2 separate regions of the Homo sapiens genome follow, and region 2 is linked to region 1. Evidence: chromatin loops called from intact Hi-C (ENCODE). Cell type or tissue: heart right ventricle. All regions are shown on one strand. Each heading gives the region's core, and the rest is flanking DNA. Links, peaks and the distances in the headings are about the cores only. Region 1 overlaps MAML2 (mastermind like transcriptional coactivator 2). Region 2 overlaps MAML2 (mastermind like transcriptional coactivator 2).

Region 1 (16,011 bases), core at 5,265-13,264:
ATTACAGGTGTGAGCCACTGTGCCCAGCTGCTTAATTCTTTATATTTCACATTCAACAAAAACGTGGAGGCTTATCATGTGCTAGGTACTATGCTAGGCACTGGGGACACAAAGCAACATGAAACATGGTCCCTATGCTGGAAAGAGTTACAGACTTGTGAAAGAGACCAACAGGTAAATACATCCTAAGAACTGGATAAGTGACAAAAATGAAGCATAGGGACTCATAAGAAAGTTTGTTGAGACTCATAAGAAAGAGTGATTAACTCAGGGAAAGTCATTTCCTCTACAGAGCATATCATTCATCCCTTCAACAGGCATTTTTTGGATTCTGAAGTATAAGGAGGTGTTTATAAGTAGAAAAGGCAAAAGAACATCATATGCAAATCCCTGAAGTTCTGAAAGGGATTTCATGTTCGGGGACATGGTTGAACTACATACAAAATGCTATGGAAGCACAAGGCATCATCAAGCACAGTGATTGCTTCTGCCTGGGGTGTCAAGGAGGGCGTCAGAGAGGAGATGGCATGCGATCTACCTCCTCAACATATCCAAAAACTCTGTTTGTAAACTGATAATTCTGAAAGCCATTTCAGGTACACTACAGATTAAGTGCTCAATCTCTTTAGTATAAAACCAGTGAGAAGACTCCTGCATTGTTTCAGTCAAAGTATGAATGGAGTCAAATGTCTGAATTATTTGGTGACAAACAATGAACTGTTCCCACATGCACAGTAGAGACAGTTCAGGCTGCACTTACTGCAGTATCATACCCAGGATTGTAGTTACCCATGTTGACTGTTCAATGTAATATATACAGTTTGAGGTTGGCTCTGAGGAAACCGTTGTGGACACACACAGCATTTGTCAATTACGAATGGAGAACCACCTCCCTCAGACCAGTAGTTCTCACAGTCTCCTCACCCTGTCTCTATTGTTAATGCCAAGTGAAACAAGGACATAATTCATACTCCAGTTGCCTTTCTTTTCATGTGTGGCATGATCAAAAGAATAATTATACAGAGAGGAATTCTGCAGACAAAAATTGCGTGTGATCCTCCTTACATAAGGACCTTAGTGTGTTGCTGGAAACTGTCTGATTCATTCTGTTGACTGGCAGCTTCAGGTTACAAGCAGAGAACAGAGAGCCCTCATTAATGTCTTTCTAGCCTCAAATATGGAGTCAGCTCAACACACACATTTAGTCTTGACAAGTATATATCAGATTCAGACCATGCAAAAAAAAAATAAGTAAACCTTCAGAAATAGTTTGATCACCTCTAAGGAAAGAGGGCACAGACAGCTCAGTTAAGTGACTCTAGAGAAACAGTTTGGAGAATTTGCTAAGAATTCTGAGATAGCAGTTCAGTGGACGAAAAAATGTCACTATGCTTTCAAGTTCCCACACACTCTTGCTTAACATCTTATATCCCCACCCCAACCCACAAGCATAAAGCCTAGATCAGAAAGAAAAAGGTCAAACTTCCTATGGGAAAAATTTAGCATTTTTTACCAGAATGATAGATTGGCATCTGCTTTCCAATCAATTTTACCCTGTTTAAATACAACTTTGTCCACTTTGCAGACGCCCACTGCCACTGCCCCTGCCCCTGTCCCTGCTAGGCAGAAGATGGTGAAGAAAAACAAACTCAGCATCGTTAGTCTCACTGGAAATTCTGGACCACTAACCTCAAATGGGCCAATGGTGCTATACCCATTCTAGCACATTCTTCTGGTTCCATTAACTCTTTCATTCTCCTACATGACTACTTCACACCTTTTCCTCTCTCTTCTAAACCTCCAGCACCTTCTTCCCAATTCTTACTCCCAGTTGCTGGATGAACTTGATTCCTATTTCACTGAGAAAATAGAAACAATCAGCACACCAACAACCTTCCACCAACACATCTGACCACTTAACTGATATGTATACCCACCTTCACCAATATGATAGTCCCTACTGTTGAATACTTGAAAACTGGCTAGTTCAAACTGAAATGTGCTGTTAGTGTAAAATGTACTGGATTTTGAAAATTAAATTTTCCCATTAATGGTTTTATATTCACTACATATTTTAATAATAATTTGTACATATTGGGTTAAATGAAATCATTAAAATTAACTTCACCTGTTTTTTTACTTTTTTTTTTTTTTTTTGAGACAGTCTGGCTCTGTTGCCCAGGCAACAGAGTGCAGTGGCATGATCTCCGCTCACTGCAGCCTCCATCTCCTAGGTTCAAGCGATTCTCCTACCTCAGCCTCCCGGGTAGCTGGGACTACAGGCACCTGCCACCATGCCTGGCTAATTTTGTATTTTTAGTAGAGGCGGGGTTTCATCATTTTGGCCAGACTAGTCTCCAACTCCTGACCTCAAGTGATCCATCCACCTTGGCCTCCCAAAGTGCTGAGATTACAGGTGTGAGCCACCATGCCTGGCGTGTTTTACTTTTTAATGTGGCTACTAGAAAATTTACATTGTCTTTGTGGCTCACATTACACTTAATTGGACAGGGCTACTTTTATTCTCTGCTATTACTACACTGTTACTGGAGATGAAACTACCCTCTCCCTATGCATTAGAACCCCCTCCTCTTTCCCACCCAGGGACTTCACCCCAGCAATTCTCCCTGCTTTCTCCTTTTTCATTGATTTCCCCCTCTAATTGGATCATTCTCATCTGCATACAAACATGCCACTGTATTTTTTATTTTAAAAATACAAAAAAAAATCTTGACTACATGTCATAGTTCAGTTCCCACCTTATTTCTTTATACTAGAACTCCTTAAAAATGTCTGTACTCACTGTCTCCAATTCTCATTTCATTTCTTATGGATCTACTCCAATCTCCACCACTCCTACAAAATGGCTCCTGTTAAGGTGGTGTGTGGCGCAACTAGCAGAAGCTAATTGTTAAATATTCAAGAACTTTGCAAGCTGGTTGTTAAACTGTTTGTAGCTGGAAATTGACTATGATGGGAATATTTCCACAGGGAAATTTAGTAAACACTACAAATCAGGATTTTGCTGTTGTCACTGCTTTTCAGAGAGCCAGTTTACCAGGACACCACTGATTGAAAGTCACCAATGACTTTCACCTGACTCAGTGATCAATTACAGTCTTCAGCTTAACTAATTTATTGGCAGTATTTGACAACAAACTCTTTATCTGACAAATAAACTCTTCCTCCTTCTTAAGTTCTTTCTTCACTAGCCTTTTGGGGCACTATTTTCTCTTATGTTCTCTCCCTCACTTCTCCTCTGTCTCCTTTCTGCTTCCACTTCATCTTTCCGACCTCTAGATATTGGAGTGTTAGCACTCTGTTCAAACGCCTCTTCTTTTCTTTAGCTATACTTCTGCTCCAGGTGTTTTCTTTCAGCCTTCTAGCCTTAAATACATAAATGTACACTTTTAAGCCAGCCCTTGCGCATGAATTCCAGCTTACTTATTCCCCTGACTACTTGGCCTCTCCGCTTGGATGTCTAATAGGCATGTCAAACTAAAATGTCCAAAATGAAACTTCAGTTCTCTCGCCTCTTCTTTCCTCAGTAACCAAAAATGACACTCCAACAATATCCCTCCAGCTCAATAAATGGCAGTTCTAGCTGCACGAGTCACACATTTTGAGTGATCCTTGGTTCAGTTCTTTCTTTGACACCCTACATCCAACGTATTGGCACTACTCTTGGCTCTGACTTTAAAATATATCTAAAATCCACACTTTTCCCCACTTTTACTGCTACTAGCTTGCTAGTAGCTAGTAACTAGCTCCAAGCAACCATCACTTCCAACTTGTGCAACTATGCAATAAACTATGCAACATATCTCCATACAATGTAGACCCAGAGTAAGCCTATAAAAATGAGCTAGATCTTCTTATACTTCTGCTTAAAACACTTTGCTGCCTGTCTTACTTAGAATAAGACCAAATCTTCGTATTGGTCTACAGAGCCCTACAAGGTGTTCCTGCTACCTCTCAGAACTCATCTCCCATCACTCCCACCTAGTTTACTCTGGTCCTGCTAGAGCCTCCCTGCAATTCGCTCAGAGACTTTGCACTTGCTATTCCCTCTACCTGAGAACTCGTTATCCAGACAGTTTCACGGCTCGCTCCTTTACTTCCTGCAGGCCCGCTCTGCATGAAATTAATCCCCTCCATGGCACTTATCACCCTATGGCACACTACAGTATTACCTGTTTATGAGTATACATCCATCTAGGCTTGGTAGACAAATTATCTGCTTTTCTTTTTTATTTAAAAAAATGTTTAAAATTTAAAAATTTTTTATTCTTAAAATTTTATTTTTTAAATTGAAAAAAATGTACATATTCATGAGGTACATAGTGATGTTTCAATACATATAATCATAGTGCTCTGATCAAGATAATTAGCACATCCATCATTTCAAACATTTATCATTTATTTGTGTTGGGAACATACACTATCCGCCTTCTAGCTAGTTGAAACAATATATTATTGTTTGCTATAGTCATCCTACAGTGCTAAAGAACACTAGAATTTATTCCTCCTATCTAGCTGTAATTTTGTATCATTTAATAAATATCTCCCTATCCCTTTATATCTAGCAGTTAGAAGAGTAGTGCTTGGTCCATAGTGAAAGCTCAGTAAATTTTGAATGAATGAATATATTGATGTCACACCAGCAGCTCTGGAGCATGAAGGAAGCTACTATCACCTTCTCTTCTGTGTAAAGCATTAAGTGATAGACACATTTTAAAATGACAAGTGTTCAATTTCTCTGCCAGGCTGTCCTTGCATACAGACTAAATAGGGAGGCTTTTTGGACTGGCAAAACAATTAAATACGACTTGATTCAGGATTAATAGTAACTTATTTGGTGATAATGACATTACAAACTCTTTTCTTCATATTGCAAAAAGAGGATTTCTCCATCTTGAAAGCCTCTTAATTTCATACTTGGAGGACCTGCAGGAAGAACTATAATTGAAACAACTGAAAGTATCCCTTAGGACATTGGCTTTGGTTGATTTGTGGAGTGATGGTAAGGGGTGAGGGAGAAGAGGGAGCAATAAAACAAATGCCAAAGTTTTTAGCAATTTTATATCGCTAGCAATAAAGTAGTCTTTACAATTACATACACATAACAATAACTGTTTCCACCCCGCCATCCCTCATTCTCTTCTGCCATTGATGTTGCCCAAAAACTGAGGCTGAAGTTACCCAGTGAAAATCATGTCCCGCAAAATGTTGTCTTTTACTAAAGATGGTAGAGTACAGGCATGAGGCCTCTCATCCCTAGAATTTTCATGGAGGTAGCTGTGTTTCAGATATCTCTGTAGCTAGAATTCACAGCATGTGCTATGAATCACACATGATTGGTGATCTACGGTACCATTTTTTTTCTCTAAGGTATTGGGATAATTAGATAGGTAGGCCTGAGTTTTAATTATGTCTTATAACATTTTTTATGGGAAAGTGTATTGTGAGATTCAAATTCTTGTTTTATAACTGAATTTTGGAAGACAGAACTTATGTAAGTAAATTGGAAACTCTGGAAACTGCCTGTATTGTTATTAGTAGTAAGTAGGATTACTAAATTTAGAGTTCTAGCTAAGCCCAAAAGACAGGTATGTTTTAACCTTCTATGGTAGTAGGAATAATAAGCAGTGATTATCCCTTTTAATTTTCCAAACATGTTATGAGGTGTTAGAGGTTCCATCCATGGTGGAATGTTGGAGAAGCATCAACAGAAAAAAAGAGGCCCACAAATACAAACCCTTTTTTTTTTTTTTTTGAGACGGAGTCTCACTCTGTCACCCAGGCTGGAGTGCAGTGACGCGATCTTGGCTCACTGCAACCTCCGCCTCCCAGGTTCACGCCATTCTCCTGCCTCAGCCTCCCGAGTAGCTGGGACTACAGGCGCCGGCCACCACGCACAGCTAATTTTTTTGTATTTTTAGTAGAGACGGGGTTTCACCATGTTAGCCAGGATGGTCTTGATCTCCTGACCTCATGATCTGCCCGCCTCAGCCTCCCAAAGTGCTGGGATTACAGGCATGAGCCACCGCGCCCAGTCAATACAAACCCTTTCAACACCAGACGGAGTAGCAAAGACACTCCTGGTTGTATGGCCTGGCTAATTTCCAATTGGGTCTAAATACTTTTTCCCATAAAATTACACTCGTTATGCTGTTGGGAAATATGTGCTTCTCTCTCTCTACACACACACACACACACACCCCACACACACACAGACATGTACAATAGAAAATGAAGTCAACCAACATTAAGTTCTGAAAATGTACTACACATTTTGCTGAGTTCTCTATATAAATAACAGTGAATAGTTACCTTCTACATGTGTCAAGTATTTCACATGCATTATATCTAATCCTCACAATAATGAAAGCAAACCCTTATGTGATGTTTTGTGCAAGGCATTGTTCTCAGCGCTTTACCTTGACTAACTCTTTTTTTTTTTTTTTTTTTGACCTGGAGTCTCGCTCTGTCACGAGGCTGGAGTGCAGTGGAGCGATCTCTGCTCACTGCAACTTCTGCCTCCCGGGTTCAAACAATTCTCCTGCCTCAGCCTCCCAAGTAGCTGGGACTACAGGCGCGTGTCACCATGCCTGGCTAATTTTTGTATGTTTAGTAGAGACGGGGTTTCACCATGTTGGCCAGGATGGTCTCAACATGACAGGCTTATGAGGCAGGAGGCAGACACTAACATCACTGCTATCTTCAGATGAGGCACCTGAGGCAAGAGAAGTTAGATGAGACTTGTCCAAGGTCATATCAGGTGTAAACAGCTCACCTAGGTTTTAAGCATAAGCAGTCTGGCTTCAGTCATGTTCTTACACAGCCACATCTTGCTGCCTTTTACACAACAACCTATGAGAAAAGCAGTTTAATTGTCTCCATTTTCCTGACGAAGAACTGCATAAAGTCCCTTGCCTGGTTAAAGGGCGTAATGGGATCCCATCTCAGGGTGCTGACATGAAAGTGTGGGTTCTCACAAAACAGCCTCCCACTATAATATCGTGTCTCTTTAAACAAATACTTGGTTTCACAAAGTCAAGTGGCATGCCTTAAAATTCTTTTGCATAATCCCCCTCGCACAGAAATACCCAAGGCTCTGCATATAGTAGAGCCTATAGTAGAGCTCAACAGAGGAAAGAGATTCACACAGATTGATTTTGCATCATATGTAAATAGGAGCCAAAAAAACCCTTCAACACCACAGCTTCCCTTTATTCTGAGAAAACTCCAAGGAAAACTGACTTTGATTTTCTAAATCATCTTTTGATTTACTCTAGTAGAGGAAAATCAATGCTAAAATAACTATTGAAAGCCATCTGAGATGTGCTGCTCTAACATGACAATGCCAAGGAATATAGACATTAAATTGATCTTGGAATCCAAGCTCCCCTTCCTTACTCAACACAAGACGAAATCACAAAATCCATATGGAGGAGAAATCTTCCTATCTAGACTGTAGGACTTGTCATTTACTCAAAACAGAATATCTCCCATGCCATCTTGTTTACGAAGCAGCTAATGTTGTTACTTCTGTACTCAAGTGAGTGCTGCCTCTTTGTAATATTGATTGCTGGGATTTTTGCTGGTAGTACACTGACAGAGATCGACCACTAAAATCTTCTGAGGCGCATTTATCTTTCTCTTTGAGAGAGAAACCCCATTTTCCTCAAGAAAAGGCAAAGCTGTTCCAGCACATGTTTTAAATGATTCATATTATCTGACAATGGAAAGGTAAATTCTCTCCCAGGATTTAGGGTATAATTCTCAGCCATCTGAGAATTCTGTTTATCCCACCTTGTCTCCTTGCTCAGAGAATTACAATTAGATGGAAACATCTAATGTCAAGGCATCTGATAGCTCCAGCATAGGATACTGTGACTGCTCCAGATAGATTTTCTCCATGAAAACCAAAGTTGATGGTTAATTACCATGTCCCCTTCTCATTATGGCACTATCAGACATATTTAAGGAAGTGATGAGAAGTCTTTGCAAAGGTATATAAGAATAAATACAATACACTGAAGGTATCACTTACACTTTCTTTAAAGGTAAGAATTTGTGAGACTTCTGGGAGAATTTTGACAGGTCCTATTAGAGGTATTTTAAAACACACAGGGGAAAGTGATTTGATGTTAAGCAGTGGCAAATCTACACAAAAACAAAAACAGTCATCGGAGACTTTCACTCAATACAAAGTTCTACCAGACCTATGCAAATAGTAATCGCATTTTCTAGAAAGAGTTCTAAAGTAAGTCACACACACAAACCTCAGTAGTAGCACAAAACATCCTTTGTTGCCGGACGTGAGAAAAACACACTCGCTTCTAAAAAAAGCCATAGGAAGGAAGTGGAAGAACCTCAGGGGCGAGTGGGAGTGCGAAAGGAATGTTGCAGCTCTTTTTTTTTTTTTTTTTGAACATGTAAGCTTGCTGTGGCTCTTAATAGTAGGGCTAGTAGTTCAAGTAAGTGAAGTAAAATCTTTGGGATCTTTTTTACCTATTCTTGTAAGTGTACTATCAGCCAAATAGGTTTGAAAATCTTGACAAAAGGACGTTGATATTCTGGCTTTACATTGCCCCATTCTAAAAACAAAACAAAACAAAACAAAAAAAAAACTCTTTTAAAAAGCAAAATCAAAAGAACTCAAACACCTGCATATGATTCTAATTTCACACATCTCAAAACAACCAAGATTGCCAAAAGAAGAATTAAAAGTCGTTCCAGAGCAAAGATGGGTAAGCAAAGCAATGTGCTGAAATTTTTGCAATGTAACAAAATGGAATATATTTGTCAGAGGCAGAGGATAAATTGAGGGCTCCTTTTTTTATTTTTTATTTATTTTTTGAGACAGGGTCTCACTGTGTCACCCAGGCTGGAGTGCATGGCGCAATCACAGCTGACTACAGCCTCTCCCAGGCTCAGGTGATTCTCTCACCTCAGCCTCCCGAGCAGCTGGGACTACAGGCGAGTGCCACCACACCCAGCTAAAATTTTTTTGGCATTTTTTTTTTAGAGGTGGGGTTTCCCCAAGTTGCCCATGCTGGTCCGGAACTCCTGGGCTCAAGCGATCCGCCCACCGCCTGCCATGGCCTCCCAGAGTGCTGGGATTACAGGCGCAAGTTACCACACCCAGCCTGAGGGCTCTTTTGAAAACACAAATATGATCATGTCACTTCCCTGCATAAAATCCTTTAATACCTTCTCACTGTGCTAAGGATAAAGACAAAATTATCAATATGGCTTACAAAGCTCTTCATGAACTGTTCGTTGCATAACTGTCAAGCATCATGTTAGAGCTCATATTGATTGAATGCTGATTACTGACTGAGCATAGAAACTATTTCAGTGAATCTTGTAACAACCTTTTCAGGTGTTATCCCCATTTTACAGAAGAGGAACTGGGAAGTTGAGTTACTTGCCTAAGATTATAAAGCTAGAAAGTGGTTATGTCAAACACTGTTGAGGAAATCAACACACATTCCCAATCCCCTCTCACTTGCTGCCTCCATTGTTAGGGGTGGACGATCTATTTTCTCACTTTCACATTTTTCCTGGTTATTTGGGTTGTGTTCTGGCCTATGACACCCAGGTAGAATTCCAACAGAAGATTTCTGAGAAGCTTTGAACTTTCCTGATAAAATAACCTGACACTGCACATCGTCCCCCTTCTTCCTCAACGGGCCATTGTGCCTGGGGCTGCAGCCGCCATTTCCAGATGAGGGAATGACAAAGCCACAGGCTACGAATGCAGAGCAGAAGACAGAAAGAACCTGGATCTGTGATGACCTCATCATGCCCTGTATCAGCCCTGGACAGCTTATTGCTTATTGTCGGACTTTTTGTTTTGTGGAGATAATTTCCCCCCACCGCCTTTTTTTTTTTTTTTTTTTTTTTTTGAGACAGAGTTTTGCTCTTGTTGCCCAGGCTGAAGTGCAATGGCGCGATCTTGGCTTACTGCAACCTCTGCCTCCCGGGTTCAAGCGATTCTCCTCCCTCAGCTTCCCGAGTAGCTGGGATTACAAGCGCCCGCCACCACACCCAGCTAATTTCTGTATTTTTAGTAGAGACGGGGTTTCACCACTGTGGCCAGGCTGGTCTCGAACTCCTGACCTCAGGTGATCCACCCGCCTCGGCCTCCCAAAGTAGTGGGATTACAGGTGTGACCCACCGCACCTGGCCAATTTCCCCTTTTTATATGAACCTCAGTAAGGTAGGCTTTCTGTTCTTTGGATGCCACAAAAAAAAATTCTTAACCGATACAGCTAGGAAGTCAGGATTCCAACTTGAAACTCTGATTCCAGAGCCCGTGAGCTGAATTCCATTCCTCCCTGTTTCTCTCTTTCTTTTGCTCTCTTTGCTACACTGCAGCACATCAGTGGCCACGCTGATCTCGAAGTTCCTCAAACGACCACATTTCTTCCTGCCCCACACACAGCCTTTGCTCTTCCCTCTGCCTGAGGAATCTTCTAATTATCCTTCAGATCTCAGCTTAAATACTGAGATACTTAGCCATGTCAGTATTAAATGGAACCTAAATATTTCCCCCTATACATGGGTTCATAGGAATCTGTATTTGTTCTCTGAGCCTTATCACAATTACAAACAAATAAGAACTTAGTGCTTGTCTTCCCATGTTACATGGTAAGTTCATGAGGTTAGGAACTGTGTTTCTGGTTGTACATGGTAGGCAGTCAGTAAATAGTTATTACATTAATGAATCAATACAGGCATTCCTCGTCCACAGTCAACTCTTGAGCTAGACAGACAAAGATAGGAAGTTACTTATTTTACACATCTGAAGCCACATAAGTATGTCCGGCTGCAATACATCTGGTTTGACTCTATCAAATGCCATAAATATCTCAACAGAAAGAAAGGAAAAAACCTACAATCCAGAAGCAGGCTGTGAAGACAGAGGACACCCCAGTAAGAAAGAAATGAATACTTTGGGTAGTAGCAATCTCAGAACTAGAAAAATGCTACAAGAAAACCGCCAGTGGCAAGACAGGAACTATATTGAAAACAGGGATTACCTTGTAAAAATACAGTTTCCAGCAGACCAAAAATAGGCACAATGTTTCTGTGATCCCAACTTTTGCATTCAGCATTTTGAGAGGTTTTTCTGTGGAAAAGCATTTCCAATTTTACAGTAGAGTTGTAGACAAATGTTGCAATTTATTTAAGCTTTGTTTTATTGTCAAATTTCCTGTAGCCCATCCACTCCATGAAGCAAGAGATAACTGGTTTGCATCATCTTTTTAAAATCACAGCTCTGGATCTGCACTATTGGAACACTCTCTTGTCACCCTGCAATTGATCCTTTCATACTTCTTTCTCCTCCATTGGACTGTAAGTTCTTGAAAGTGGGAATCTTGTGACTCCAATTTTTCAATACTGAGCACAGTGCTGGCACAGAATATGAACTCACTATATCTTGTTACTATAAATGAATAAACAAAATGCATAGGCATGTTAGGCATTTAGTAAATACATGTCAAATTGAATCTTTGATACATGACTTGGAATTACTTCCCTTTCAAGGTATTTGTTCAGTGAGCATAATTATAGAGTCCACAGTCTAACAGTCTTCATTATAGAGAAAAACCGAAAAAGAGCCCTTGGCTTTTCAAGACAATATGCATTGATGGCAACCCCCTTTTTATCATGTGCATATTTCATGCACAAGGACAACTTAAAACTTGGAATGAAAAAAAAACCTCTATAATATTTCTTTGCTCACCAGTGCTGCCCATTTCTGGTATTCTCTCTTTACTGTGTATCCTGGGGGTGATGGGAAGAAGAGGAGAGACGAGAAGGACTTACTAGTAACAGAAAGGAAAATAATGAATTGGGAAGAGGAGCAAAGGGGATGGTGAGGACTGGAATAACAACTTTATAAAGAATAAAAGTCTGATTCCCTTCTATTTCCTGCAGTCTCTCATTGCTCCTGTCTCTGATAAAATGCCTACAGATTTGCTTACTTGATCCTAATTTTATGGCCTGTTCAAATATTACAACTTCTTTTTAAATAAATTAATTTGGAACTAAATGCCTTTAATTTTTACCGTGATAGGTTTGTGGCTCTTGACATCTTTTGGTCCTATTCATCAAAATCATTTGCTAAGTCCAAGGTATAGCAGAGTGGCTTTAACAACAACCATGGAGGATGAATAAAATACATTTTCATATTTACTGAAAGTGAAACTTATAAGCATATATCATCTTCTGCCTACCTTGTAAATATCCCATGTTTTCATTTACATATTGTACCAATTAATATATCTTGGTACTAATCAGAGTGGAATCCACTCCTGACATGGGAGAAAACTACGACAAAAAACATTAGCAGCAAGAAAAAATGTTTGTTTCAAGTATGTGGATTATATTTTCTAGTGCCTTAAAAAAAGAATGAAACTGAAAGAGGCAGCTTGAAGAAGCTTACATGTGTTTAAAACCCACATCCTGTTGTTATCCACTGCCCTGGCACAGAGGAGCTGGGAGGTGAACGTCCTCATTAGGGTCCCTATTAGCTGTGATTTGCAATGGGCTTCTCCAAAGAAGAAAATCACATTCACCCACTGGACAATGGCCCAGGTATCACCATTGATGGGAATCATATATGGAGTAAACATCAAAGCCCAAGAATACAGTGGTCTAAGCCAGTGTGCTTAGAAGTTGCCAGATCCTCCATGCTTCATTCCAGCCACTATCAGCAGATTCTAAATCACCTATGAGCAGAGAGGCCCATCTGCCTAGGGCATAAACGAAATTATAACAACAGTGAGAGAGCCAATGGGAGTCAGCCAGTAAGACTATGAGCAGCATGATGTACTCAGACTTTTGTTCCTTTTTATTTATTTGGTTAAAATACATGTGTTTTTGCTTCAGGCAGATGTTGGTATCCCAGCCTTTTATACAGGAAGCTGTAGAAGGGAGAGGACTTTCTGGGTGGGAGCAACTTATTGTGGAGGCCAAATGGCATTTTTTGTAGGCCCTGAGATTTTTTACGAAAACACTAACTCTGTTCAGAACTCTTTCAAAGGGTGAAGACAAACTTAACAACCTTATACTATAATACAAATAATTACAGAGTGTTGCTTTAAACTTGTATCTTGAAGTTCCTTCTTTAGGTAACTCTGCTTAACAACCACAGACTCTTCTTCCTAATGGCTTATCTGCATGTCTTTTCAATTTTCTAAGTGAAGGCCAGCCCCCTTCAAGATGTTCTACCAACTCAGTCCTATTCTTTCCAGATGTTTTTTTTCTTTTTCTTCTTCTGAAAAGCATGTGTTGATAGACTATGGGGAACAGACCAAGATTTATTTTTTAGCCAGCATTTTCCCCTTGCAACCGTAAGTCATTCTTCCTCAGAAGGCAAGGTGGGGCAAGTGATTCTAATGTGCTTCGCTCCAATGCTTCCATCTCAATAACCCTTTAAAGTGAAAACTGTGGAGAGTGAAGTGAAAAACTTGTCTCCATCTGGAAGCATTTATACAGAGAGGTGTCTTTAGCTTAGTTGTTTGTCTAGAATTTCCATTTATGAACCGACTTGCCTTTCTCCTGTGGGTATGCTGGAGAAAACTCTTTGCAAAATCCATTGTATGCAATAATCCAGTGGCTCCTTCAAACTCAATCAGGCTGGAAAGGCTAAATATGACTCATAGGATTCCTCCAACAAACACAAAGTAAGTCAGAAGTCAAGGAGAGAGTCATCTCGATGTGGACCAGCTTACCTAGCAAGGCAGGGAATTGTCATAAAACCAGTTTCCTGCTTGCAAGACCTTGACTCCTTTCAGTAAAGGTGTCAACTCTTCTTTTTCTGAACAATCTCAATGTGAATGACAGGGCCTGATTCTAGAGGAAGGTGTCTTTAATCTTTTTATGGTTCAGTATAAAGGTTACCTTAAAAAAAGCCTTGGGATATACTTTCAAGATACTGACTTGTGATTTTTTTTTTTTTTTTAAACATCAGTATGTCCTGTTCTAATTTAATCATTATTCTTTCAAACAGGCTGGGAGGAAAGGTTCCTGGACATCCACAGAGAAAACTTATTCAATAAAACATTTTATAATCCTCGGAACACCTGTGCCACCTTCCTAAAGGCCAGTCAGTTCCAGGACTTCCTAAAAATGAAGGTTGGACTGTGTGAATGCCTGTGTGTGTGGGAGTGGAGTCACTCTGTGTGGTGTTGGGGGATGGGGTGGGGGGAAGCAAACTGGCAGACTCTAGAAGGATGGTGGTAGAGCAGAAGAAAAAAGAAGAATGTCTGAATCTGGAGTGGCCCCATGAGACCCAGTCTGTACTCAGGTGACACTGGAATAACAGGAGTTCCTTCTAAAACCAAGAGAGCAGCAGACACTCTGTCATGCCACACCCTTCTCAACTGTCTTATCCCTTGGCCGTCTCCTTTTTAGAAGCTAAAGCAATACATTTTTTTCTTCAGTGTCTCTTGTTCTTGGAATGGAGGTGCAGCATAGTTCCGGCCAATAAGATGGACATCTGATAGGAGAGGGGTGTGCTTTTGGGACACTTTCAGCTTTTCTGATAAGAGGAACACCAGGGCTGCCCTCACTCCTCCCTCCAGTCTGCCAATGTGATACCTGCAGTTTAAGACTATGAGAGAAAGGCATAGAGAATCACAGACAAACTGACCCTGAGCAGTGATATTATTTGAGTCACTAAACTAATACCCATAATGACCTTATATCCAGAAATATTGTAGTGTGTGTGGGAGGAAAAATCCCTATTTGTAATCACTTTATTTCTTACACTGTTAGTCAGTTTTCTGTTATTTGCAGGCAAAAAAAAAAAAAATTCCTAATTGATTCAGCAGAGGAGGCAGATCAAATGAGTAGCCATCAACTCTTAAAAAGGTTGTTTTTTTGTTTTGTTTCGTTTTTTGGGGGACAGCGTAGCTTTGAAAAACCTGAGTGAAACTAAATATTCTTCTGAAGGTAAAACCAATATAGCATATCATGGAGCCTCATAATTTATTTCAAATTTTATGCCTGAAACAACTTACCATCATTACTCTATGCTATGGTTTGAATGACCCCTCCAAAACGCATGTTGGAACTTAATCTCCAATCTGGCAGTATTGACAGGTGGTAACTTTAAGAGGTGATTGGATCATGAAGGCTCTGTCCTCATAAATGGATTAATCCATTCACGGATTAATGGGTTATGATGGGAGGGGAACTGGAGACTTTATAAAAGGAAGAGAGACCTGAGCTAGCACATTAGCACGCTCAGCCCCCTCCGCCACGTGATGCCCTGTGCCACAGAATCCCCACCACCAAGAAGGCTATCAACAGATGCAGCCCCTCAACCTTGGACCTCTCAGCCTCCATAACTGTAAGAAATAAATTCCTTTTCTTTATAAATTACCCAGTTTTGGGTGTTTTGTTATAAGCAAAAGAAAACAAACTAAGACACTCCATCCAGTGGTTCATGACATTTATTGAGAGGAAAGACAAGGTGTATTCTATAGCTATAACCGTAGAATTGCTTTTGTTAAGTATATTTATGTTTATACAAGCCTATAACCTTATTTTCCTACATGAGCCGAAGGTATCGTCTAATGGGGTTCTTGGCTTACCCCAAGTCCTTCTGATAATATTGGAGACTTATAGAGACTTTTGAAAGGAACACAACATAATGAATGGAAAGAGCAAATATCTTGCCTGGTCCCTAGCTAGTGACATGATATTGTGCAAATTACTTTGACTACCTGAGCTCCATATTATTCGTCTATAAAATAAGGAAGTGTTCAATTCAGTAACTATTTCAATGTTATTGTCTAAACAGTTTGATTATAAACAACCAAGTTACCTAACTGCAGACAATTTTATAATTATTTTTTCACCAATATGTGTTATGTTAGATTTCTAATATATCACCATGAACAAATATTTAAATTCTAAAATTTGTATTTGATACGGTCAGAATTCCTAAAATCAGTGGCATTCTCTGACTCAAAGAGTTATTTC
Region 2 (16,011 bases), core at 672-8,671, 92 kb before region 1:
GGAAAGGACATAAAATCTACTGTGTTAAGAGAATAAAATCTTTGGGAGAAATGGTAAATGGTAGAGGAGAAAGTGTGAAAATCCCAAAAGGTGTGCCTTTGGGCCCCTCTAACACCGGAGTAGAGCCTTCTGTTTCCTATTAACTAGTGGGGAAAGGGCTGCTTCTGTTTCTTATGATACAGATTTGGAAAATATAGATTTGCAAGGAATCCCTGAAGGGTTAGTGAAGTTAATATGATTTTCATAAAGACAAGTTGTATCAGAACTTTTGTCATAGAAACTTGAGTGGAAAGAACAGCAGAAATATGAAAAAGAGGAGAAATCAGTGGTCAGTTTTTACTTAGATGGCACAGTCCCTTTTGAAACTTACTGCCAAGCAGTAATCTTTCTAAAATGTAAAGCTTACCAAATGGCTTGCCATCCACTGTTGGATGAAGTCTCCACAGCAGTAAGTTCAATGCCTTTAAATCATCAGCCCTAAATTACCTTTCCAGGCGGATTTGTTGTCAGTCCCTTACCCCATCTCCTGTGAAGCCAATTCAGTTACTAACCGTGCCTCTAAACCACTGATTCTTTTTTTTTTTTTTTTTTTTTTTGAGACGGAGTCTCGCTCTGTCACCCAGGCTGGAGTGCAGTGGTGCGATCTCGGCTGCGAGCCGAGATCACTGCGAGCTCCGGCCTCCCGGGTTCACGCCACTCTCCCGCCTCAGCCTCCCGAGTTGCTGGGACTACAGGCGCCCGCCACCATGCCCAGCTAATTTTTGTATTTTTAGTAGAGACGGCGTTTCACCGTGTTAGCCAGGATGGTCTCGATCTCCTGACCTCGTGATCCGCCCACCTCGGCCTCCCAAAGTGCTGGGATTACAGGTGTGAGCGACCGCGCCCGGCCTAAACCACTGATTCTTAAACTTCACGGAGAATCTGAATCACCTGTAGGGCTAAAGTACAGCTTACGCTGCCAGCCCCGTTTCTCCAGTAGGGCCTGGAAATTTGCATTGCTATTAAGTTCCTAGGTGAGGTGATACTGATGCTGCTGGTCTGGGAAAAAACTACAATTTAAAAACTCCTAACCCACTGCCTCTACTCTATATACTAGTTCTACTTTATTTAGAGTAATATCATATTCCGAATTTATTATAGTTATTAATAGCTGCGTGCTCTGTAGTGTTTATTGCCTTGAATCAGGAAAGAGTATATGTTTTAATAAGTTTTGTATCTCTCTTGCCTGCCACAGTGCTTTTCCCCTATAGAAAGAGATTAATAAGCACTTGTATGTTAAATCAGCAGGAAACCAGGCAGAAGAGATGTGTCTTGTGAGCCTACAAAAAGCCCTGGGGTGCTTATGTTTAGATGATCTCACAGAGTTATTTACATCAAGGCACGGGGGAAGAGCCCCTGATCCTTTATTCTTCAATGCACTCTTCAGGTTGCCTCCTATTTCGTCTCTTCCCTTGGAAGGTATTCTGAATTCTCATTCGAACCTGGCCGACAGAATGGGCTTCCGAATCAGAAAGCTGGATTTGAACCCAACTGTGATACTTACAAATTTTATGGCCTTTAGCAAATAGGTTGACCGAAGTCTCAGTTTTCCAATTTTTTTTTTTTTTTTTGGAGACAGAGTCTTACTCTGTCACCCAGGCTGGAGTGCAATGGCATGATCTCGGCTCCCTGTAACCTCCCCTTCCAGGGTTCAAGTGATTCTCCTGCCTCAGCCTCCTGAGTAGCTGGGATTACAGGCGCCTGCCACTATGTCCAGCTAATTTTTCTATTTTTAGTACATATGGGGTTTTGCCATATTGGCCAGGCTGGTCTCGAACTCCTGACCTCAGGTGATCCGCCTGCCTCTGCTTCCCAAAGTGCTGGAATTACAAGCGTGAGCCACTGAGCCCAACCCAGTTTTCTGATTTTTAAAGTAGGGACTAACACTCCCCAATTTAAAGATTCGTTTTGAGGATTCAATAAAATAAGGAATAGAATCTATGTAGCCCTGTGCTTGCTACACAGTATGTCCTCTTGCAGTATCTATTATTGATTATAAGTGCGCACTTGGGTGAGAGCACACAGTGTGGTTTGAACCAGAGTCCCCGCCCTCTGCGAGTGACCCTTGTCGAACACTTTCCTATTAATCACTCTGCAGGGTTTGACAAAGAGTTGCAGGATAACTGGAGAGGCACTGCACCTTTCCCTGAATATCAGTGACCTCAATTTCTGCCAGGGGAATAAATCTTCCATTTTAATATAATATCTCAAGAGTCAATGAAAAGTAGGAATGTCACTGAAGGAAGCCACTAGAAACTGCAGAGCTGAGGAGAGTGGGAAGTGTCCCTGAGGACCGCTCTCTGAGAAGATGCCTCTGTACTGCAATTAGGAACATTTAGACCCTGAAACGGGAGGAATGTGGTGGGGAAGGCAAGGGAATTAAATTTCCTCAGCCTCCCCCACACAAATCAATCACAAAGGAAATAGGCATTTGAGGGAAAAGTTCCTTTAGAATGTATTTTTCTATTTGTATGTCTATTACCTCATCTCATAAATCTCATTCCCTGCTAGTATGACTACTTGAGCAGAACAGCCCGGATCTTTTTCAGTCTCTTAATAGGTTCATTTTTTACCCTGTAAAACGGACAGAGGAATCTCGGGATCCAGCAGATGGGGAAGTCGCATGTTAAGAGACTGGCAGGGAGGTCACTTGAGATTGAGAATGGGGGATGTGCAGCTGACCCTCCAACTGTCTTCCAGATACTGGAATTATTTACTTCCATGCCAAAAGAAGAATGTGAGGCAATAAAAACATGATCTCAGGGTCTATTCTATATCTTATTTAAGATTGTTTTGTTTCACGTTCAGCATTCCTATGTCCTGAGTTTACTCCACAACTATAGAGTTCGTATGCGACTCCACCGTTTGCACAGCATCAACATGTCCAGGAACTTTCCACATTTTACCTTCCAGATATATCTCCCAGTTTGCCTCCTGTCTCCCAAATCATAAGGAACTGGACGATGAGTTTTGGTTTAGGAAATATAATCATGGCAATAGATGCCCTTCATTTTGCAGCGGAGGAAAGCTGGATCTTACAACAGGTTGGTGCCAGTACCTGTGGGCTGAAAGCTAGCTCTTCAGGCCCTCAGCACATTACTCCCTTCTACTATACCATGCAGCCATCATATTCATTTTCAGCTCTTGAAAACATGTTTTAAATTAAGAAGCATTTAAATGCTGAGAAGACATCCCAGACCCCAGCCTCTGTCTGGTTAGAGACAGAAGAAAAATAAAGTTAAAGGGCATGTACATAACCTCACACATGGAAGCATTCTCTTAATTTTACTTTATCAATCTAACTTTTTTTTTTTTTTTTTTTTTTTCTGCAATGAACATATCCAGTTCTTTACATGCAGAATCAGGTCTGACTTTTTTTTTTTTTTTAATTCATAAGAGGCTCATAAAGTCAAGTCCTGGTACCTCGACATGGTACAAAACAAAGCATTTTATTAAAAAGCTAGTTAGATACTCAGAGATCTTCCAGACCAGATCTAGCGATTGCTATGCTCCCGGAATTGTAGTAGGTTTTAGGTATTAGAGGTTAATAAAAAGATAGGCTGGGCACGGTGGCTCACACCTGTAATCCTAGCACTTTGGGAGGCTGAGGCGGGCGGATCACCTGAGGTTGGGAGTTGGAGACCAGCCTGACCCACGTGGAGAAACCCTGTCTACTAAAAATACGAAATTAGCCGGGCATGGTGGTGCATGCCGGTAATCCCAGCTACTCGGGAGGCTGAGGCAGGAGAATCGCTTGAACCCGAGAGGTGGAGGTTTCGGTGAGCCGAGATTGCGCCCTTGCACTCCAGCCTGGGCCAAAAGAGTAAAACTCCGTCTCAAAAAAAGAAAAAAAAAAAAGGAAGTTAATAAAAAGATAAAGTCCCTGTCCTCATGGAACTTACAGTTGAGCTTAACTACCCTGAACAAGGGGGTCTGAGGAGGGCTCTTTCCTAGGCTGCCCTAGATGCGAAAAGCCTGGAGTCTGGCATAGTTTGATTAAATGACCATCCTTCCCAATTAGCCATGAAAAACACTGCTTGTGTAGCTATGTCATTATCATTTCCTGCTTGGATTAGTGTAATCCATGATATGCAGGCCTTCTGTGCTCCAGCATTTCCTCTGGGGATTTGCAACTTTTGCAAAACCCAGCTTTAGAATGTTGGCTGGAGCCAAGACTTCATTACTCACATTACTCCTATGCCAAGCAAACTTCACGGGCTTCCTTTACAGTGGAGTGCACACTATAAACGTTCCGTAGTTTAAAGAGATGAACAGAAATCTCTTTCCCAAACCCGAGACTGTCTCGGCAGTTTAAGTATACACTTCCCTCCCTTCAAGAAAAAGTTGGCAGTTGCCAGCCCCAGACAAGGTATGTGTTCATCTCTCATTCCCTGTCAAAAAAAAGCTGGATGCTGTAGAAATGATTCAGGCCTTCAGTAGAGTTGATGAGGCTCCTTCCAGTTCTATCAACTCTTCCAGCTTTTCTATTTGTCTACAGTGGCTATTTCCTGGGAGACTCCCTTAGGTATGTCAACTATCTTATACCCACAATATCATTCTTCCAATCATAAGCTCTTATTATCTTCACAAACAAAATAACCCTGGAGATCAACCAGAAATATTTCAAATGAGAAAACTGAAGCTGAGAAAGACAAGGTACTTAGACAAGGTCACGGCTAGGATTAGAACCCAAGTCTCCTAACTGACCTATACAGCTACTCCATCTTCTCCACTAAATAGTTCCTACTCCAGTGACCTGTGACATCTATCTAGTCTCTCTCTACATTTTCAGCAATGATCATTTTTATCTGTAGGTTGTCCAAACCTTTGGTACTGTTCTGGAAGGGTCCTGAATACCAAATACCACTTCGTATTGATAATATTGCTGAGGTAATATCTCAAAATAGATTTTCATTGCCAGAGCAGGCAGAAGCCCATTAAAGGATATTCTATCTTCTGAAGAAATACTGAGCTTTCTTTCTCTCTTTCTTTTTTTTTTTTTTTTTGAGATGGAGTTTTGCTCTTGTTGCCCATGCGGGAGTGCAATGGTGTGATCTCGGCTCACTGCAACCTCTGCCTCCCGGGTTCAAGCGATTCTCCTACCTCAGCCTCCTGAGTAGCTGGGACTACAGGTACCCATCCACGCCTGGCTATTTTTTTTTGTTTTTTTTTGGTATTTTTAGTAAAGATGGGGATTTCACCATGTTGGCCAAGCTGGTCTCGAACTCCTGACCTCAAGTTATCCACCTGCCTCAGCTTCCAAAAGTGCTGTGATTATAGGCATGAGCCACCGTGCCCAGCCAATACTGCGCTTTCACAAATCCAAGCTGCAGGAAACAGATGAAAGAGCATTATATTGCCTTCTGGTTATGGGTCAGTCTATCTCTGTGAATCTAGTCATAAAAGCATAGAAATCAGAGCTGAAAGGGACTTCAGAGATCATCTTGTCAACTCTTTCAGTTTAAAGGTGAAGAAAGCAAGACCCAGAGAATACTAAAGATTTGCCCAAGGCTACAGAACTAGTTACAAGGAACCTGGGCCTGTCCTTTTTTCCCTATCACACAGTGTAGTAACAGAGTCCTATGGCACCTGATATACCCAGTGTTTTTTCCATCCCAGTATTTTACCAATAATACTGTTGCTATTTAGGATTCTATAAGAAATTCCCAAGAAAGAAGAACATGCTCTTGATCTTCTTTTTAGAGTGATACAGATTGTGCCAAAGCCCCAAACTCACCTATTCCATAGCAGGAGGCACAAGCCAACATACAACAAATCCCTGAACACAACACAGAAAAAAGAAGAAAAACCACCCTATCGTGATCTCAAAGAAAGTAGGGTCAAAGATCTGATGGGCACCGCGGACCATGTACCCTTTGATGTACAATGCTTAAGACAGATAGTGTGTCACTTTCATAAGTAAAGCAAGCACAAAAAATGTCAAATTCTGCTTCAAGGGCAATGAGCCTCCCAACAGGACTGATTAGGGGAGAAACCCACCCATCCTTTCTATTTTCCTCTTCATTGAACTTGTGCAATATATTTCCATAAATGTCTTAGTGGCCAGAACTTTCAAGGGCAAGAACTTTCCATTATATAAATAATAGACAACAATTATAGAAAACTTGGAAAATACAGAATATTATACAGAAGAAAACGAAAGAGATCTATCTACCATCTGTAGATAAATTCTGTTAATTTTTCAAATATATCTCACCACTGTTTCTTCTAGGCATGCATATGCACAATATTTTTCAGATAAATTGACCTCACATCATTATACATTGCTTTGTAGTGTGTTTTTTTCCCTACACGTTGCAATTTATTAAGAATATTTTTTTTTGCAAGTGGTTCTTAAACTTTAGTGAGCATCAGAATCACCTTGAAAGGCTTGTTAAAACACAGAGTGCTGAATCTTAATCCCAGTTTCCGATGTGGTGGCTTTAGGGCAGAGATCCATAATTTGCATTTCTAACAAGTTTTCAGGAGATATCATTGATGGTGTTGGTCTGGCAAACACACTTTAAGAACCAAAGTTGTACCTTAACGTAATTTTTTTAATGGCTATATTCTTTTGAGCAGATGTGGCATACAACAGACATTAGGGCTTTTCCAATTTTTCAGTTATAAATAATACTGTAATAAATATTTACATTTTACATATCTCTGTTTTTTTAAAAAAATGGCTTTATTGAGGTATATTTCACATACCATAAAAATCCAATTCGTTGTTTCTTGCACATAAATTCTAAAAAGAAGAATTGCTGGGTGGGTCAAAGATTACGAATATTTTTAAGGTTTTTGATACATATCGACAAATTGTCCTCTGAGGTTATACATAATTACGCTCTCACAGCAGAGTACCAGAGTCTCATTTTCTGATTTCCTGGGGGCAACCCAGGGTATTACAATTTTAAAAACAGCATTACCAATTTTAAAAGAGAAAAACAGTATCACATTGTCGCTTTTATTTGTATTTCTTTGACATCAATTGAGGTTGAACATTTCCCCCATATATTTATTTGACATTAGTATCTATGATTTTGTAAATTGCTCTGCCTTAGGCAGGATATTTGTGCAGGTATCATGCACAGCACAAGACCATGAGGACACAGTCATCTTATGGACAGACTAATGGACACAGAGAATATCCTTTGTACAATATCATTTCCCTACAATTCTCATTGAATGCCAGCATTTCTCTCGCTCTCTCTCTCTGTTTCTCTCTCTGCCTGTCTCTTCCTCTCTGTCTCTCTTTCTCTGTCTCTCTCTCTCTGTCTGTCTCTCTCTCTCTCTCTCTCTCTCACACACACACACACACACACACACACACACACACACACCCCACATTATGAAGGACTTTCAGGCTGTGGGAAGCCCCAGGGATTGCAAAAACATGCTAGACTAAAAACTCCCAACTGAATTGAGTGAGTCAGTTTTCTGCAAATAGCCAACTGAATTTAAAGGATAAGTGTGATCATGTTTGTTTAGCTAATTTTAAAAGAAAGTGGTTATTTTCGTTAAGTTAAATAGTTTTCTTATTGTTTCCTTATTTTCTTGTTTTCTTATTGTTTCTGCTCTGAGGGTGTGCAGACTGATAGACGTTCCCCTTGCACAGTGGAAGTTAGAAGAAAGAGGACCCAACCAGACAGCTGTAATTGCTGATGTTTGAAGTTTCCTAACTTGCTGCCACCGAAGGCTTAAGGTCGAATGTCAATAGCTAAAGCATTGGTGAAGAATTCTGCATTCTGAGGTTCGCTGGCATTCACCCAGATGGGGAAGGGGATGTTATGTGTCTGTCACAGGTGAAGGAGGGCTGGTGCCCAAAGCATCCAATACAAAGGTACTGTCTGTTTTAGGTTTCAGCCTATCTAGAACTTTTTAGAGGAGTTTCATTTTCCTAAAATTCTTCTGAATAAAAACAAGGTGACTCCTCTATTAGACCACCCTGATTTGAAATAACAGCATCTTGTTCTGCCCTACTGACTGCTCACCCGCTAAAGGCTACTTTTCATGAATACATTCTTAGTCCTCTCTCTTCTCCCTTTATGCACTTTTCCTGAGGGATGTTCTCTGCTCCCATGGCTTCACCTCCCTCCCTGATGCTGATGATACCAAACACCATGTCCCCATTTGAAAACTTGCTGTTCATTCATCTTAATAAATGCCTGCTGGGAATTTCTCTTCCCTGGAAGGACTGACAGGTGACTGCAACCTAACCTGTTTAAAACTGAGCTCTTTAACTCTCTCCACCTCATACTTCCCTTTCTTGGAGTCCTTATTTCAGTTAATGCCATTGCCATTTGTGTTAGAAAATAAAGTCTAATCTGGACACTCGCTGCTCACTTGAATCCTGCCTCTCCTGCCTCAAACAAGTGTCTCTAATGGGTCCTCCTTTTCTATTCCTGTTGGCCTGTGCGGTAGCTCAGACCTTCCAAATCTCTTGCTCTTACTCCTTCAATCTTCCTAGCTGGCCTTCCTCCTGCCAGACTTCCTTCACACTAATCCACTTTATGCCTTCCACACTGGCCCCCAGAGGTGTCTTCCCATCAGAGAAATCTGATAATGTCACTCCCCTGCCTGAGGAGGCTGCCCAGAGAACTAATCTAAATTCTTTCGCACAGAGCAGAAGATCTTTCACTCTCAGCCTCCTCTTTGTCCCTGCTCCTCACATCAGTCCCATCACCCCTCTCCCAGGCACCTTTGCTCCTGTCACATTTAATGTCTTTTGCCAAAACAAATTATTTGTAGCCATTTACTCCTCCAGGCTGTGTGCATGCTTCTCCCTCTTACTTGTCACAAAATCTCCTCCCGATTCTTCAATACCAGCTGCAATGAATCATCTCATTCATTAATTCACTCATTCAACATATTTATTTTGAGCACCTAATATTTGTAAAATACTGTGCTAGAAGAAGCTAAAGAGACAGAAATCCTGTTCTCACTGAGCCATATATTTTTCTGGAAGCCTTTCTTGACACCGTTGGCAGTTAATAATTTCCTCCTAATTCTCATAGCATTCTGTTCATACATTATCATAGCAATTAACAAGCATATGTAATGACCTATGTATATGTCTGAAGTCTGGATTCCTGCTGAGACTGTGAGCTCCTGCGGTTGGGGCTGGGAGGGTTGCTGCAATAACCAAGTCTTATTCCTCTCCAGCTTTGAGAAGAGTATATCATATAGTAGTTAAGCTCATGGGTTCTGGAGCTGACTACCTGGGTTCAAACTCTGTGCCATTTACAGGCTCTCTAATCTTGAAAATTTTTCTTAATCTCTCTGTGCTTTGGTTTGCTCCTCCGTTGAATGAATATAACAGTAGTAACTATAAAGTTGTAAGGATCAAAGGAGTTAATTTATGAAAGCAATCAGTATAGAATATGGTAGGTGTTCTACCTTTATTAATTCCATTATGGTGCCTAGTAATAGAAAGCCTTCAATAAAAGCTGACTGAATTAGTAGATAGATATTATTTAAATGTAAGATCTATCTATCTACCTATCTAACTCTAGTCAAAGACCATATCATCTCATTCCCAGGAATGAAAATGGTGAGGAGAGATGAAGTCCAGGCAGCCCAGGGCAGTGGCTCTCAGGCTTTAGTGTGCTTTAAAATCTCCTAGGAAACCCATTAAATTTTCATATTTCTGCTCCATTTCTGATTTGGTAATTTTGGAATAGATCTCAGAACCTGCATTTCTAATGAGCCCCCTGTGGATGGAGGGTTGTTGGATCACATTTTGAAAAATACTAGTCCTTGAGAGATCTCTTAGATGCCTTTCCTCATTGAGGGTCCCAGAATGACACACTGTCCCCTGCACAGGGACTGGAGAAATCCTGCTGTTCAAGATGGCATAGTGCCCTGTGAACCTCAGGGTCCTTCCATGGAAGAACATCAGGGAGGAAATGAAGTACATAAAATTCACTATGCTGAGATCAGCTACAAACACATGAGTCATAAAGTTGTGCTGGCTGGTGTGGGGATTTGAGAAACGTTTCTGTGTAATCCACTTGGGTTATTTCACAAGAATTGGCAACGCAGCAATGGTATTTAGGGTGCCTAGTGGTGCTATTCAGATTTGAACTACACCATAAGTTTCATGTAGGCTTAATTTATTATTATTAATCTGCCATAAATTGCTGATGTGACTTTTAGCAGGCCACTTTGCTTTTCTGGCCTCTTCTTTCTACGATGGGTGGGTTAAGTTTCTCTTAACCTTCCAACTTTGTTGTTCTGACTCCCATGCAGGGAATTACATACCACTGACAGAAGGCCTGAACGAGTTAATAACCCTTCATAAGAGAGAATAGTTTACTCTGTATTAACCTCAGCTTCAGTTTCCAAATGTCAATCAATAGCAACACAACTGGATTTTTTAAAGTGAAGAGAGAGTGCCAGCTCCACTGTGCATCCTTATCCAGCACTCAGCTGTAACAGGAATGAAAAAGCACACCTGAAACAAAGACCCATTCTCTTTCCTCCTGCTCTGCCTGCAGCAAACCTGTTCCATCTAGCACTTTCTCCAAATGCTGCATTTTCCTGCTCCCAGGCCCTGGGGATGGGCAACCCAGGAGGTGGGTGCTCGAGCTCCTCCTTCTAAAAAAGTCCTGCTGAGGTCATCTGTAGGAAGTAACCTGGTCACGTCCTGGGACGCAAATTGAAAGGCACTAGCAATAGTGAGTTCATGGCTGGTTTTCTGTAAAGCCAATTCCCATTCTTAACCTCTATTTCTGTTATGCCAGCAGAATGGGGTAAGAAAAGACAAACAGAAAAGAAAGTAAACTTTTTTTTTTTTTTGAGATGGAGTCTAGCTCTGTCACTAGGCTGGAATGCAGTGGCGTGATCTCAGCTCACTGCAACCTCTACCTCCCAGGTTCAAGCGATTCTCCTGCCTCAGCCTCCTGAGTAGCTGGGACTACAGGTGCGTGCCACCATGCCCAGATAATTTTTGTATTTTTAGTAGAGACGGGGTTTCCCCGTGTTGCCCAGGTTGGTCTCAATCTTTTGACCTCGTGATCTGCCCGTCTCGGCCTCCCAAAGTATTGGGATTGCAGGCGTGGGCCACCGTGCCCGACCAGTAAAACTTTATTCTTCTAGTATTACCTAACATGGAGCAACATCTCTGGTTCTGAGTTATTTTGCTGTACATTGTACAGAGGGCTCCACAACAAAAATGCCTTCTGTTTGTTGGTTTCAAGAGGATACAGGTTCAGAGAATGCACAGCATCACACGGTCCCTTTCCACTGGTTCAGGGCACATCATGTGCTACAGTGCACCTGCCCAGCATCGTGCTCACATTCTACATTCCAATGTCCACTTGGGTGGTATTTTCCAACCTTTTCACAAACAAGGGAATCCCAGCCTTTTATTATTTCTCCCTCCTCTGCCCATATCATGGGATGAAAGATTTTTCTTCCAAATTGCATTAATAAGTAATTAATGGAATTTAAAAATTAATCAGACACAGATAATGGCTAATCCATGCTTCTCATCTTCACCAGAGTACCAGTGTAATTATTTTTATCATACCAGCGAAAAGCACAGAAAATTGGCCTCTCAGTGAGTTTATTCAGTCTTATCACAGATACAGTTTGCTTTCTGATAAGCTTTTTAGAAAATTGAAGGTAGCTCAAAGAACCTCGATTATTCCTTGAACACTACATTTTGACAGGAAGCTAAGCAAGAAGAGTGTAGATTCTATTCCTTCACAAAGAAGGGGTAGATGTTTGATGCGTGGATTATCAGGCAGCAAAGGACAGAAGAATGCCTTGGCTAATGCATGGGGCTGGAAGCTGTGGAGAGAAAGGATGAGGGAGAAGGGTGGCTTCTGTGTGTAGATTCTACTTTTTTGTTTTGAGATGGAGTCTTGCTCTGTCGCCCAGGCTGGAGTGCAGTGGCGTGATCTTGGCTCACTGCAAGCTCCGCCTCCCGGGTTCACGCCATTCTCCTGCCTCAGCCTCCCGAGTAGCTGGGACTACAGGTGACCGCCACCACACCTGTCTAATTTTTTGTATTTTTAGCAGAGATTGGGTTTCACCATGTTAGCCAGGATGGTCTCGATCTCCTGACCTCAAATGATCCGCCCGCCTCGGCCTCCCAAAGTGCTGGGATTACAGGCGTGAGCCAACGTGCCTGGCCTCTACTTTTTTTTTTTTTAAACTACTGGTTGAGGAGGTGCAGACTAGTTGAGCCCTGGGTTCCCACTTGTCTTTCCTCTCTCTTACCTCCACCTCTTTTCTTTTTCATTTCCTACTGTCTCCAAGGTAATTGATGGTGGGACCAGAAAGAGGATGGAGTAAAAACCATTGGAGGGAAGAGTGAACTGGGCTATCAGATTGTATGTGAGCTGAGAAGAATACACACTCTTCATTGTCTGCGATTATTATCTAACGGTGATATGTCATCACCTTATTGCATATGTGTTATACCTCCCCAAGACCGGGCGCGTTCTTCTCTGTCTTATTCCCCTCGTGTTTCAAGACTCCATCCAGTATGGGTAGGTGCTCCTCTTCTGTGTTCAAGATATTATATTTAATTATTGGTTCATTTTTCCGACCTTCCCACTCCACTCTGCAATCCAATGAGGGCATCTCTATTCCCAGGGCCCCAGTAAAATGCTTGCATGTGATTCGTGTTCAATAAATACATTTTTAATATATTAGTGAAAATATGTGTAAATACATGTCAGATAAAGGACAGTGTTCCTTCTGGTTGTCAATGCAGTCATGGGACTAATGAAACAGAAAACAGGTACCACCCAAAGTTAAACTCCAGTGAGAGAATAAACAACACGCCAAAGTTCAGTAATGAAGAGCCAAATCAGAGCTGGAGACAGGGTGATAGTAGAAACCAAATAATGAATGGCAGATGCCAAGGGATATGGGTCCAGTTAAAGGCAACCCAGGAAGCAAGCAAGGGCAAAGGAGGTTGTGCATTCTTTAGGGGAGGGAGGCGTCTGTGGAAGGCCCTTGCCTGCCACCTTCTCCATTCTCAGCAGTGTCCCTCAGAAGAAGCACTGCTGGTGTCACAAGGGCTGGGATGCTAACCCCTAAATCTGACAACTTTGGTGAAATTGCTACTTTGATATCAGAGACCATGCCTTCCATGTCTTGGGTATTCCAACAATATTGTCCCACAGTGCCTTGTAGAGAGCGACACTTGGGCAAAGCCCTGATTCAACTAAAACACAAAGCACAGTATATTCTGATAAATATGGCTGGAATTTTTGGTTCTTTTGTACACTTATGTATCCAAAAAGTTTAGACCTCTGCTTATCACATAGTTGGTGCTCAATAAATATTTTTTGAATGAATACATGAATGCTTAAAACCTCATTGCAGGCCATTCTCCCTGTGGTCAGAATTGAGTAGTATTTCTAATTAACCCTCAACAAGGTAGCTTATGGCTCATCAGCAAAGCAAAAGTGGATACTAAATCTTAATGCATATGGATTCATCACTTGATGAAGTGCATCAGAGCCAGACTGGTGGTGTTCAGAGAGTCTCCTTCTCAGGTAGCTTCTTTGCTCATTTCTGAAGCAATCTAAGCCTGCTCCTTTTACAAGATTTGGGTAAGTTATAGCAGCAAGAGAACAGCTTCTTTTCTCAAATTGGTTTCTGTTCACGTCCTCTTACGCGAGAAGGAGGGCTCTGTGCCTAATGCTACATTTCAGAATTTAGAGTAAGATTCAGTGTCTGCAGCCATGCATTTTTGTCCTGAAATGTTGCCCTTGAAATCAATGACATGAAAACACAATATGAGTAGTGGAATAAATTTCATATGAAGTAGCATATGTGTTAAAGGCATTTACAATCCCAGAGAATGTGAGTTTACATTTCACTTGTCCTGCTACAATGCTCTATGAATTTACTCAGCTGGTTTTAATAATAATTTTTTAAGTGGTGGGAATATTTTTCTGTGTGTATATTATGGAATGAGAGACTCTTCCAACAAGAATTTAACACCAGCAGAACACATGTGTACAGATGGAAAAACATGAGTAGTTCTCTTTCATATGTTTTCCAGCCTCTCGATATGTAGAACACCACACACTGAATCAGAGCCAAAGTGCCTTTCAAATGGGCATGCACCCTTTTTGCCAGTTGCCATGGATGATAAGATTCTACTTCCTTCCTAATATCGTTCTCCTCCTTGCACCCCATCATGATCGTTTTTGGCATTTACAAGCCATCTCTTGCCAGGTTCTTGCCTATGCAAACATACTACTCCTCTTTCCCTTTTACAGAGGGGCTCTGGGACCCAGGGGCTGTCGGGGAGATGTGTCCCAGAGCACTTGGACACAAGACTACAGCTATCAACCACAAATATCTTGGAGGAAATGTTTCACCACCAAAGGAAGAGCCTCAAATGTAGAGTATATTTTTTCTCTTTCTACCATGACAGGAAGCAAGAAAGAAGAAAAAGCATTCTAAACAAAATGGTTTTGTAAATAAGAAACCAGAGGGAGGAGCTGATTTTCAGTGGGACAGAGTTCCATCTTTAACAGGTTCAGTTTGAGGGGCCTGGGAAGTCCTGGAGATAAAGGCCTGGAGCTCAGGGCAGAAATCGGGTCCATCCTGGAAAGACTAAGATTTTCAGAACCATCCACACAGAAATGGCAATTCTGGGGGAAGAAACGGGTAGGACACTAAGAGCTGAGACTGAGCTTTATGGGTCATCCACCTCTAGGAGGGTACAGGAAGAAGTATGAAAGGGGCAGAATAACTCGTAAGAGGAAGAGGAAGTACACAAGCTCATTGAATGCCATGCAAGCCACAGGAGACAGAATTTCAGGAAGCAAGGAAGTGGACCCTCAGCGATGGCAGAGGCCACAGGGGCGTCGAGAAGGTAAGGACAGGGACTTCTTTGTCTTCGTTTCTTCTCTCTTGTCCCCCAACATCATTATGTACTCCTCACTTTCTCCAGCTCCTGCCTCACTCCAATAACATTCTGATTAGAACTGCTTCTCCTGAAGGAGGCAAAAGATATGTACTATTGTTTTTGCTCTTTTATTTTTCAGAAGTATGGCCATTTTGTCACCTGTTTCTCTTCAGGACAAGGGGACAGCAGGAAACACTTGTGGCATATCCCCCATGTGCTAACCACTGAGTGGAGTAAAACGGTGATGAAAACATTTAAGCAGCAATGACTTCACAAAAGGCGGCAACAGAATCGTCAAGGCAGAGGAGTTGATCTTGGGAGCAGATGGCCTGTCCTCCCATCCCAGTCCTTCCACATGGCATGAGGGGCAGGTCAAATTCGCCTCTCCTTTCCTTCATACCCTAGAAGGAAAACCCTTCCTGGCTCAGCCAGTTGTCATGAGGTCACATAAGATCTAAAGGCTGCATGAATAGGAAGTCCTGTTAAGGGGATGCCTTGCTTTTCTGTCCTGGAAGGTTCTTACCAATCGCATATCCTCTGTGAACACTCCCCCAGGACACTGCCATCTATGGTGATTTCCCTCATCTGAAATTCTCCAGCCAACATTTAGACATTACCTATTTCACTTTATTTTATTTTATTTTGAGATGGAGTATTGCTCTGTCTCCCGGGCTCGAGTGCAATGGCACAGTCTCGGGTCACTGCAACCTCTGCCTCCTGGGTTCAAGCAATTCTCCTGCCTCAGCCTCCTGAGTAGCTTGGATTACAGGCACCCGCCGCCATGCCCAGCTAATTTTTGTATTTTTAGTAGAGACGGGGTTTCACCATGTTGGTCAGGCTGGTCTAGAACTCCTGACCTCAGGTGATCCACCCGCCTTGGCCTCCCAAAGTGCTAGGATTACAGGTGTGAACCCCACACCCAGCCTACTTATTTCACTTTATTACTTAAGTACCCACAAGCCCAAGTGAAACAATCTCCTTGAGAAGAGCAACTGTGACATACACTTGTGGGATACCCACAAAGCCTGAAGCATGTGCAATTGTTAACCTGCAATAAATGCCTCTTGTGGCACCTATGATCATTCAAA

Evidence for each region. A loop is a pair of places that touch in the nucleus more often than their neighbours do. Peaks named below come from ENCODE experiments on the same cell type or tissue, not always from the same donor. Only the 100,000 strongest peaks of a DNase experiment are listed, where the experiment ranks them.
Region 2: a loop joins it to region 1, with 2.0 times the contacts of the local background. A loop is called at or near these places in 11 of 110 quality-filtered maps.

Annotation. Positions count from the first base shown.
Region 1 is chr11:96,245,974-96,261,984 of GRCh38, forward strand. All of the region lies in intron 1 of MAML2 (mastermind like transcriptional coactivator 2), which reads right to left. Among named protein-coding and RNA genes, the nearest start is that of MIR1260B, 87 kb to the right of the region's middle. RefSeq lists enhancers at 12,693-12,782, 12,823-12,872. In heart right ventricle, for the core only: no CTCF peak of the experiment used is centred there; DNase peaks (open chromatin) are centred at 8,368 and 12,536; H3K4me3 peaks cover 918 bases; H3K27ac peaks cover 6,197 bases.
Region 2 is chr11:96,158,835-96,174,845 of GRCh38, forward strand. All of the region lies in intron 1 of MAML2 (mastermind like transcriptional coactivator 2), which reads right to left. Among named protein-coding and RNA genes, the nearest start is that of MIR1260B, 170 kb to the right of the region's middle. In heart right ventricle, for the core only: no CTCF peak of the experiment used is centred there; a DNase peak (open chromatin) is centred at 4,187; H3K27ac peaks cover 4,616 bases.